Linked DNA regions of Homo sapiens: region 1 is linked to region 2. Evidence: read pairs that join two places in POLR2A ChIA-PET (ENCODE). Cell type or tissue: MCF 10A. All regions are shown on one strand. Links, peaks and the distances in the headings refer to the core of each region. The heading gives the core; the rest is flanking DNA.

Region 1 (5,384 bases), core at 87-5,086, 820 kb before region 2:
AATTCTCTACTTTTTAGTATAAACATCTACATTCAGATTAATGGGGACTTTATTTTACCTCAAATATAATGGCAGGGTATAATGCTTTACATCGGGTTAATTAAAAGGCCCATTAGATTTATTTTTCAAAAACTTTTGGGACAGTGTGACCTAAAGGTAAATTCAACCCTTTAGTTCCTAGAAGATAAAAACTACCAGCAACTTTCATATGATTTCATTTTTCAGCTTTAGGACTCATTAAAAAAAATCTTAGCATCTAGTTCAGCAAGAGCATTCTATTACATTAGAGCAGATGTTGGCAAACATTTTCTGCAAAAGGTGAGATAGTAAATATTTTAGGCTTTGCAGGTCGTATGGTATCTGTTACCACTATTCAACCCTGTCACCGTGGTGTGAAAGTGGCCACAGATAATATGTAAATGAATGAGAATGGCTGTATTCTAATAAAACTTTATGAACACAAATATGAATTTCATGTAATTTCCACATGTTACAAAATATATGACTATTCTTTAAATTTTCCCAATCATTTAAAATGTATAAATTAGCCAGGTGTGGTGGCATGTGCCTGAGGCTGAGGCGGGAGGATGACTTGTGCTCAGGAGTTTGAGACCAGCCTGGGCAACATAGCAAGATCTCATCTTTTAAAACAAATTTTGTTTTAAAGTAAAAATGTAAAAGCAAGTCTTAACACATGGGTCATGCATAAATAGATGGCAGGTCAGGTTTGGCCCTCAGGCTTTAGTTGCCGGCCCCTGCCCTGGGGCCCTGAATTACCTTATAAACTATATATTCACATTAAATTTTATGGGAAGTATTAAATAGAGGAAAATGCAGAACTAATAAACCCACTTTGGAAGAATCTCTCCCTTTTTAGACGTTGTGTGTGAATCCAAACACATCCTCTGCTAAGAGCATCCTGGAATCTTTTGAGAATTCAGTGTGTTTCACTTCGATAAAAGTGACTTCCTACACGGTAAAATTAAAAAAAAAAAAGATCTTGGAAGGCTCCTGGCTATCCAAACTAAAATGTGAAAGATAATTTTGATGAACTAGGCAGAAATAAACCAGAAGCATATGGTTTAAATTGTACTTAACAGAGACATGTGTTTCCATCTGGCCATTCTGGGGAATGTGACCAGTTGTCCTAATGGTTAGTGAGCACTCCTGGGGCTGGCTGACAGAAACCTCAATGAATGGGTGCAGGTGCGTGCAAAGGGACATTCTGAATATGGATACCCATGTGTGTGCACGTGTGTACACATCATGCTGAGACAACTAACACTTGCTAATCATTTGCCTGGGGGTAAATAGTCTTCTTTTACTTCCACCTGTCAAAGCCTATTTCTTCATCAAGGTTTCAATCAAATGTGTCCACTGAGAAAGCAGCCCCAACCTCCACCCTCTCTTCCTCCTTTCCCATTTCCCTGTTAGAATTAGCACTTCCTTTTTTTCACTCCTAAAAGTCCAACTTGGCTTATAGTTGTCTCTCACAAGATTGTGTGCTCTTGAGGTAAGAATTGTTTGTTTGTTTTTCTCTTTATATTCTTTTTGCCTTGTTTAGTACTTAGTACCAGGTAGGTGCTAAAAGCAATGTACTGAATGTGGCAAAACAACCAAATTGTTCTGGTAACAGTGACTAAGTGATAAGGGTTTAATTTTAAACACCTCACCTGTGTCCAAGAAGGCTCTTTTTTAAACATTTGCATGTCTCCCTGATTGAGATGAGGGTCCCTTATATTTAGAAAGGCTCTTCCTTTCCATTCCTGGGCTTGAAGAGAACGCTGGTTTCTGGTTGTGCTAACTGTTCTTCCCTTTAGTAGACAGTCAACAGCCTTGCGTTTTTAGCAGTAACTCATAGACACGCCTACGTACCTGCTTAGCTTGACATATGACTCACTGGGGCTTGGGCCAACATGTTGTCAGGCTAAGGGCCTGTTTTTGTGAACGTGGACTTGGATGTGGGGTGGGAGATGAGGAGGCAGACTTTTGACGTTGCCTGGCTGGGTGAACTTGGGGCAAGACCCTGAATCAGGTACCATCAGAGGTCATCTAGTCCAGCTGCTTCACTGTTCAAATGGGAAGGCCAAGGCCCATAGGGGAAGTACCTGGCTCAAATCCATGTGGCTTATTACTGTCAGAGCTGGCTTCCAACTAACCCTTTTGTTCCCAGTCTAAGGTTCTTTAAAATTACCTAATTAATTAATTAACTAACCAAACATTACTGAGGTCTGCCATTCATCAGGACTTCTCCCAGGTGCTGGGGGACGTAGTATGACTCAGGCATCCTCCCTGTCCTCTCGATCCTGCAGTGCAGTGGAGGCAGAGTGTAGCAAGAAGGGTGCAAACTTGGGCTTCATGTAGATTTGGGTGGGAGTCTCTCTTCTGCCTTTTTCTCACTGTGGGAATGAGAAAAATGAAATGCACATGTTGGCCCTTAAAGCTGTTGCGAAGCTTTAATGAGATAATTCACATAGAACCCTTCACATATTCCTTGGCATATAGTAAATGCTCAATAATAGGTAGCTATTAGTATTATAATGGAGACACTCAGCCCTCGGACCAATCAACTGCCTCAGTTACCTTATTTGAAAAGCGTAGGAAGGCATGTAAAATATTTGCAGAAAATTTGACCTCAAAAAAAGAATACAAGGTTAGCTCGCTTGCCTCAGATAGGGTAGACTGTAATCTGTATACAAAAAAGAAAGGTAATCTGCTTTTTTTTTTCCTCAAAACTGGGAGAGGAAAAGAGAGAATGTGATGATCAGATGAAAAAGAATTTCATTTGTGAGGTGAGAGCTGCATGCATGTTAGGCTATATGCAACTCCTGCCACATTCGCTTCAGACTTTTCAGAGAGAGCCATCATTTCTTTCATAAATAGAAGCCACCTTCCCATTACCCAGTTGACTATGGACCCAGCCCTGCCCTGATTTGGCCACCTCTGGGGCTCCCCCGGAGCCAGGCACAGGCTCTAGGCTGCGTCTCTGACTGGCTGGCATAAGCGGGTCACTGCCTTCAAGGCACTTTTCCGTTTTCATTTATGGACAGAGTCCCATGGGGTGCAAGTCACCCTGGTTTCATGCAGTGTTGCAATCGAAACTATTGAATCTCAAAATGGAATATAATTAAGGCTGGGTTAATAAAGCGTGTTCCACTTGTAGCCAGCAAAGGGTGTCATGTTTCTCCTTGCAGCTTTAGGCAAGGAAACTTAATCTCCAGCTTTGTCAGGGCAGACTGAATCAGAGATGTGTCATCGAGCGGAAAGCTTCTTTTACTTCTTGCAGTCACTACATGGCCAGCCTCATCTCTGTGGATTTATACTGAGCACACAGAATCCAGCCCGTGGCAAGGGCCCCAAGGAAAGGCCAACGCTGCAATATCTTTGAAGACTAATCTGCCTCTGTGTAGGAGGAATTAGGGGACGTTTGCTCTATGCTGGGTCCTGAAACTGATCCTGGAGATAGTACCCCTCAAGTATAGGAGTTGTCAAGGGCACAGGGATGGATGGCTGTGAGCAAAAATGGGATATGGTGTTTTAGACAGTAGGGCTTGAGAGCAGCATGAAGGCTTCGCAGCCTTTGTCTTGCCTTCCTTGCTGCTTTGTGTCCTTTTTCTTTCTTCTTTTCTTCTAGCAACATTGTACTACTCATCCTTCAGCACTCAACATGGCAAGCTTCCCTGACACTCCCAAGCAGAGACTACTGATGCTCATTAAGACCCTCTTAGCACTGAAGCCCACTGTATTATCAATATTGAACATGAATAGCCATTTATTTTGCTTATGATAATCTTTGCTGGGCTCTTTGCCGGGCATTTATATGTTATCTAATCCCATCACCTTGGCGTCCCCTTTAGTATGGACAAGCAAACTGAAGCTCAAAGAGGATGAGTACATTTCCTAGGGACACATAGTGAATTTACTCATCCAACGGATATTTATTCAACTCCTGCTACATGCCAGGTACTGTTTTAGACCCTGGAGATACATCCCTGAACAGACAAAGATGTCTGTCCTCATATAATTTTTATTCTTGTGTGTGTGTGTGTGTGTGTGTGCACGTGCGTGCGTGCATGCATGTATATGTGTATAAACAATAAAGAGGTAAAATATGTAGAATGTTAGAAGGAGATAAGTACTATGAAAAAAATGCAAATGTAAGGCTGAGCTGGAATTTGAACCCAGGTCTGCTTTACACCTAGCGTGCTCCTCACCACTCAGTTATATTGCCTGTGGTTCTCAGATCTTCTTGTAATTATCTATTGACTTGCCAGCCTCTGCCTCCTAAATTGTAAATTTATCTGGGGCAGGGCCTTTCCTATTAATCAGTTGTCCATCCTGGCATGAAGCTCAGTGGCTGGCACAGAGTCAGCATCCAGTGAATGCTTGTCCAGCATGTGAACAAATGAGTGGCCGTATGATGACACAAGAACTTGCTGAAAAGCAGTAATTTCCCAGGAGGCTGGCCAGTCCTGGAGGCCTGACTCTGCCGCAAATGTGTCCTGTTACCTCAGGCAAGTGTTGGAGCCCATAAAATTTGCAGAATGGGAAAAAATAATGACTGTTTTTGACTTCGTTGTAGCTTGGTCATGAAGATTAATGAGACAGTGCTCAGAGACATCCGCTTCTTTAAGGACAGGGACTTGTGTTATTCCCAGGGGTGTGCTCACTGTTCAGAAGGCCAGCAAGGATCTGCCATGGTGTTTTCAGGAGGGATTGGTCCTATAGAAATGAGTTTTGTTTTACTAAAAAGTTTCAAAGAAGATTTTATGAGCTGCCTCTTCTAGGCTGTGGGCCTGTGCAGAGGTTTGCTACCATTTGGAGCAAACGTGAAAACACATTTTTCCCCCCTTTGCCAAAGTGGGCTCTAATTCAGCTCAAAATTAAGTTTTCGTGAATGTTTCTTTCCCATTGTAGAAGTAACAAATGCTGCATGTGGGTTTTTTTTTTTGTTTTTTTTTTTGTTTTTGTTGTGTTTTTTTGAGTGAAATCTCATGCTTGGCTCTACAAGGGCAGCTCCTGGATTGCTTGTCGGCCAGTTGGCAAATATAAGTCATTAAGAAAAGTGGTGCTGGATCTGTGGTCCCTAGGAGAAAAGGGCTCTTCCACTGGACACTGGGAACAGGAAATGGGAAACCCCAGGGATGTCCGAAAAGCATGCAAACTAAACTGGATGCGTAAAGTTTTGTTTAGTTCTCTTTTGTTGCTGACGACTCAGCACCAAACCTGTTCAGTCACTCCTACACTCAGAATGCAGGAGGGAGGCCCTCTCGGGATTTTCCTGTTCACCTGATACTTTGTCTTTAAGGATAATGAACTTGGTTAACTAACAGCCCTGCCAAGATTTTACTTGACATTGGCAAATAGGTCAGCACTGTAGCATT
Region 2 (5,384 bases), core at 232-5,231:
GAAGACACACTTCCAAGGGGGCAATGCTGGAAGCCAGGAGGTAAGAGAAGGGCTGTTGCTGCTGCCATTAGGAGAACTGCCAGAGCCTGAGTTGCTGAACTGCAGAAACTGGGAGGAAGGAGCAAATTCAAAAAGCCTGAAATCCATAAAATCAACAGGACTTGGTCATTTATTAGACTGGTGGTTAAACAGAAAGAGTCATCAAGATGGGTGCCCAGGATTAGGTAACTAGGTGGGTGGTGATAGCATTAGCCAGGGCAAGGAATCAAGCACACAGGACCATTTGTTGGAGACAGAGGAGGTGGGGAGGACAACAGAGAGGTCAAGCATGTTGCTTTGGGTCTATTGAGTTAAAGGCCCCTGGCAACATCCAAGTGAATATGAATGTATGGGCCTAACCTCAGGGAAGAAGTTGAGGATGAAAATACAGCATAGAAGTTGTTAAATCTATAGAAAAAGATGCATCTGCCTAAGGAGAGTGTATGGATACAGAAAAGAGGAGACCTGCAACAGAGCCCTGTGAACTTGCAGCCAGTCAAGAAAGTCAAGAGAAGAGCGAATCATGCAGAGAAGAAAAGACACTCAGCAAGGTAAGAGGCAGAGGTAGGAGACAAGGTGGGATTCTCATTAGAACTGAGTTAAAAGCAGCCAGTACAGCACCTGGCACATACAAGGTGTCCTCAATATTGGCAATTTTCTACCCAACTGGCAGGAATGTGAACAATAGTAACCGTCATTGAGTTATTGAACTCTTTTTTGTTTTCTTTTTTGTGACAGGGTCTTGCTCTGTCATCCCGGCTGGAGTGCAGTGGTGCAAACAGGTCTCACTACAGCCTCTACTTTCTGGGCTCAAGAGATCCTCCTACCTCAGCCTCCCAAGTAGCTGGGACCACAGGTGCATGCCAGCATGCTTAGCTAATTTTTTTATTTTTTATAGAGATGGGAGTCTCACGATGTTCCCCAGGCTGTCTCAAACTCCTGTGCTCGAACAATCCTCCCCACCTTGGCCTCCCAAAGTGCTGGGATTACAGGTGTGAGCCACCGTGCCCAGCCGTATAGAACTCTTACAAGGCCAAATACTAAGCATTTTCCCTGAATAGCTTATGCATCCTTCATAGCCTATTACTGTTATGCCTATTTTCAAGATAAAAGGAATGAAGCACAAAGACGTTCATAAGTGTAGGTAACACCCTAGTCTATAGATGGAGAAGCCGAGCCCAGGGTGACAATGCACAGTTCATTTCAGATAAGTGGCCTCTGAGCACATGGTAAAGAAGCAAGCACAGTCCGCAGGCCCAAACCCCTGCTCCACCTACCAGTTGCTGCTGCCTCTGCAGATTTTCTCCGGCCCTGCTGGGGCGTCCAGAGCACTCAGCACCAAACTGTACAGCACATCTTGACTCCAAGTCAAAGGGCCTAAAAAAAAAAAAAAAAAAAGCCTCCAAGATCTCCTGGCTGCCAAATTGTGATTGCAAAACTACTGATGATTTAACTGTAAATGAATCTGAAACATACGGACTGAATTTCTCTTGAACTACGCATTAAAATGCTCGTTTGATGAAAATAAAGGCCCTGTTGAAAAATTGTAAAGAAAAAAAGAAGGAAAAAACAAGGTGGTAAATATGTGAGATTCAAGGGGGTATGGAAAGTGAGGAGCTGGCAGAGAGAGAACACTTTTGACATCCCCTAAGTGCAAGGCAAGTGAGAGATTTTACAAGGGGACTGTGAATTTCTTCTGCCTCTCCAAGGGGATACAGCTTTGCTGGCCCTGACAGCCATGTGGGGGTGTCCAATGACTGCTGAGGTATGGCAGCTTAAGAAAGAGGAAACTCTATATACGAGATGCTTATGTGCGTCTGTGTGTGTGTATCTGTGTGTGTGTGTGCAGGTAACTGGAAAAGCTGGAAAAGGAGAAATATATATATACATATATATACATATATACATATATATACAGTGTGTGTGTACGTGTGTATATATCTATTTATATGAACCATCTTCGCTGTATTTAGATATAAAGATATATAAATATATTTAGGAGCTGGAAATACATAGATATATAGATATCTTGAGAAATAACCATTCTATGTATAAAATTTAAAGTGATAAATGTAAATATTATACTTACTTTATGTACAAATAATGTCAAGCTTAGATGTTTCATATATTCAGAATATGCATATTCTAGAAATATCTATGTTAAATATATACGCTAAGTATATATCTTTAAAATATATGTAATATATCTAGTTAAATATATCCATGTGTATTCCAAAACCCCAAAAGGAAGGACAATGTGCAGGAGAGCAATGGGTGCTCACAACCCTGACCTAGCTCCAATCTGATTCCCTGGTTGCTGGGAAAAAGCCAAAAATCACTGTTGGTATTTTTTAGGAGCTGTGCTTCCAGTGGCCTCTGGTCCAGTCTGTTCAACTCAAGATGGTATGAGCAGCGGGCTCCGTCAGCAGGCCTGAGCTGGACACACGTGACACCAGTCACCATGCAGAACAAGGAGTTCCTGCCCTTGAAACCCACAGGTCATCAACATCTTTGCATCTGGCCTCTTCTACGACTGGGTATTTTCCAATCATCCACTGCCTGCAACTTCTCTCCCGGAAGTCACAGTTGCCAACTGAAAACTTCCAAAGGGGTGAAGAGAAACCCCTCTCTGAACCTAAATAAAAACAGAGATCACCTTTGCCAGAGAAAGGGCGCCTGCTCAGAAGCTCTGATTTCAAATTATGAAGAGCACAGAGCCACAGTCCAGGCTTAGGAGTGACGCTGGTAAATGGTGGTGGTGGTTTCACTTTGTGTTTTTCCTCCCCAGTAAATTCTACTATCCTGTTTTATTTTCCTTCCTCCTCCAACCCTTTGGTGCTGTTAGGAAATAGTTTTGGGAAACACTTGTTCAAAACACAACAGCAGAAAACGGGTAAGCTGCCAGTAAGTTTTTCAAAAGAACTATTTGGCAGCCCTGAAACAGATTACAACGCTGGTACAAACCTTGACTGACTGCAGGGTTACAGATGTCAGAATCGTGTGTCTTCAGAAATATGCACAACAACAACTGGATTCCCTGTCATAATGCCTGGCCCTACCAACATTGCAAAATGCTGGCCGGCAGAGAGGACAGAAACCATTCGGTCACAGCCTTTTTCCTGAGTAATAGTGGGGTCCTGCAAGCTACAACTCAGTTGTCAATAGGACTGGAAATTCCTTGACTAAACTCATATAAACTGGACCTTTCCATGCATGTCTCTGTCAAAAATGACTTTCTTTTAAGAGAGATCAGTCAGCAGAAGGGAATGGGAATCTGTGCCAAGGCCGCAAAGGGATGAATACACACTGCCAGAAATCTGCCAGTGCTCCTGGCACAAGGCAAGAATTAACCCTTGACAGGGTGCAGGAAGTGAGATAATCCACTGCCAAGGTCCAGAACTCTGATGTGGGAGGGAGACCGCATTAGTTCAAACCTCGGCTCTGAAACTTACTTGTTATGGGGACAACTGAACCTCTCCATGTATCAGTTGCCCCTCCTGTAAAATTGGCATGATAATAATTGTCACTGTATCATAAAGACAGTCTGAGAATTAAATGGGTAAACATGAGAAGGACTTGGTACAATCCCTGATATATAGTAAGTTCTCACTAGATAGTAGTTATTATTTGTGTTGCTTTTTTGTTGCTGTTAGTTTCAGCTCACTACAATTAAGAAGCTACAAAATATGCTTTGCCTGAATTGGCACTAGCAAAAATTTAAGTACAAGAAGTACAAATTCACGTACAAGAAGTGTGTACGTGAATCCTTCTCCTAAGTACCACAGGGATATTTATTCACGATGGTGACTCCACCCAAAATCGCCCTATGCTCATTTCAACTACTTAACTAATTCATTGATTGATTGATTGATTCCTAATCATTTAACATTAGCATGGAGGGATAGCTACTTGAGGAAGATGCAGTTCCTGCTCTGACAGGATTCTTAGTCTACTTGAAGAGATAAACATGGACAGAATGATGACACAAGACACAGTCACTCACATTCTAAATAGGAGGACCCTCAGAAGCCAGAAGAAACACAGGTCCACTGGGTGGCTACTTGTCAATTCTGGCTCTCGAAAGGCACCTTTTCCGACACTTCCTCCCACCCTCAGCCTGGTGTGCACCTGCTTTCCTCAAGCACCCACAGCCTGCAGCTGCACTCCTCAGCCACTGTGTCTCCTCCTCTGGATTGGATACTCCCTGAAGGCATGGCTGCTCCCAGTCTTGTCTACTATTGTGTTCCCAGTGCTAGCTTACAATCCTCATTCAGAGAATGAATATATGAATGATGAGACAGAGAACGAAGAAGGGAATAAGGTAGAGTAGACTGAAGATGATAATTCTGGATTATCCGCAAGAGACCTGTTAGGAGGCAGTAATGCTGGCCTTGGACAACATGATCTGCATAGTCAAAAGACCTCAAGCAGAGAAACAACTGTCTACCTTTAGGCACACAATCAGTCTGTCTTCACCATGAAGACATGTGTCAGTGCTGAGATCTGAGAATCCCCAGGGTGAGCTAGCACTCGGCCAGAGAGCTGCTGAGCTGGAGGTGAACCTGTACCATGTTAGAGTGACAAGTATTGATGTAATAACAGTGCCAATTGCCCATGGAAATGGGCCATCAGGAAACTGGCATAAGCATGACCCATACAAAGTAGCCTCTTAGCTTCATTTTTAGAATCTACCTCCCAGCCTTTCAGCCAGTGGATACCCAAAACAGAACAGGAAAGGAAAGCAATGTTGATAATTAGAGTTCCATGATATTGCCTGTACTATTTCCTTTACATACAGCGTTGGAAGGTAACTAGTATTATTTCTATTTTATAGCTAGGGATCTTGCGGATCAGAGAGGGCAAGTAACTTGTCTAATGACACACAGCTACTAAAACTCGAGGATGGGACTTGAGCCCAGATTTTCTGACTTCAAAATCCATGCTCTTGCTTTTGAATCACGCTGTCCCTCTTCTCTTACGTATTATGATGGACTCACTCTAACTCCCATCACAAGGCATTTGTTTCTCAAAGGAAATCACAAACTGCTTATTTCACTATCATTTGGCAACTGCACACAGTTCTTCAGGGAAACTGGGGAGCCCGGGATGAAAATTCCACCCATGGATTATCTTAAATTGCTTGTGTTTCCTTGAAAAATGCCTGGCACTACCAACAGCTCTGGTATGGTTTCCAGCAGTGACCAGAGCCTTGTTCAACAAGGACGCTCTGATAATTGATTGGCTGTGCTCTTCCTAACATTTGACACCAACAGATGCTATGAATCTGAAGCTGCCATCTGTTCATGACACTCAGGTTTATGGGGGCCTCCAGGGCTTCAACCAGC

What was found. ChIA-PET counts read pairs that join two places held together with the same protein. Peaks named below come from ENCODE experiments on the same cell type or tissue, not always from the same donor. Only the 100,000 strongest peaks of a DNase experiment are listed, where the experiment ranks them.
Region 1: POLR2A ChIA-PET joins it to region 2 with 7 read pairs; 1 of 35 experiments calls an interaction of 5 or more read pairs at or near these places.

The regions. Positions count from the first base shown.
Region 1 is chr9:108,549,365-108,554,748 of GRCh38, reverse strand. No RefSeq gene overlaps it. Among named protein-coding and RNA genes, the nearest start is that of ACTL7B, 300 kb to the left of the region's middle. RefSeq lists an enhancer at 2,999-3,500. In MCF 10A, for the core only: no CTCF peak of the experiment used is centred there; DNase peaks (open chromatin) are centred at 1,898, 3,178 and 4,378.
Region 2 is chr9:107,730,825-107,736,208 of GRCh38, reverse strand. It overlaps LOC124902242 (a long non-coding RNA gene), which reads left to right and starts at 1,727. Exons shown (of 2, transcript XR_007061719.1): 1 at 1,727-1,804; 2 at 2,395-2,846. It overlaps LOC105376208 (a long non-coding RNA gene), which reads right to left and starts at 1,410. Exons shown (of 7, transcript XR_930229.2): 1 at 1,317-1,410. In MCF 10A, for the core only: no CTCF peak of the experiment used is centred there; DNase peaks (open chromatin) are centred at 1,418, 2,468, 2,968 and 3,338.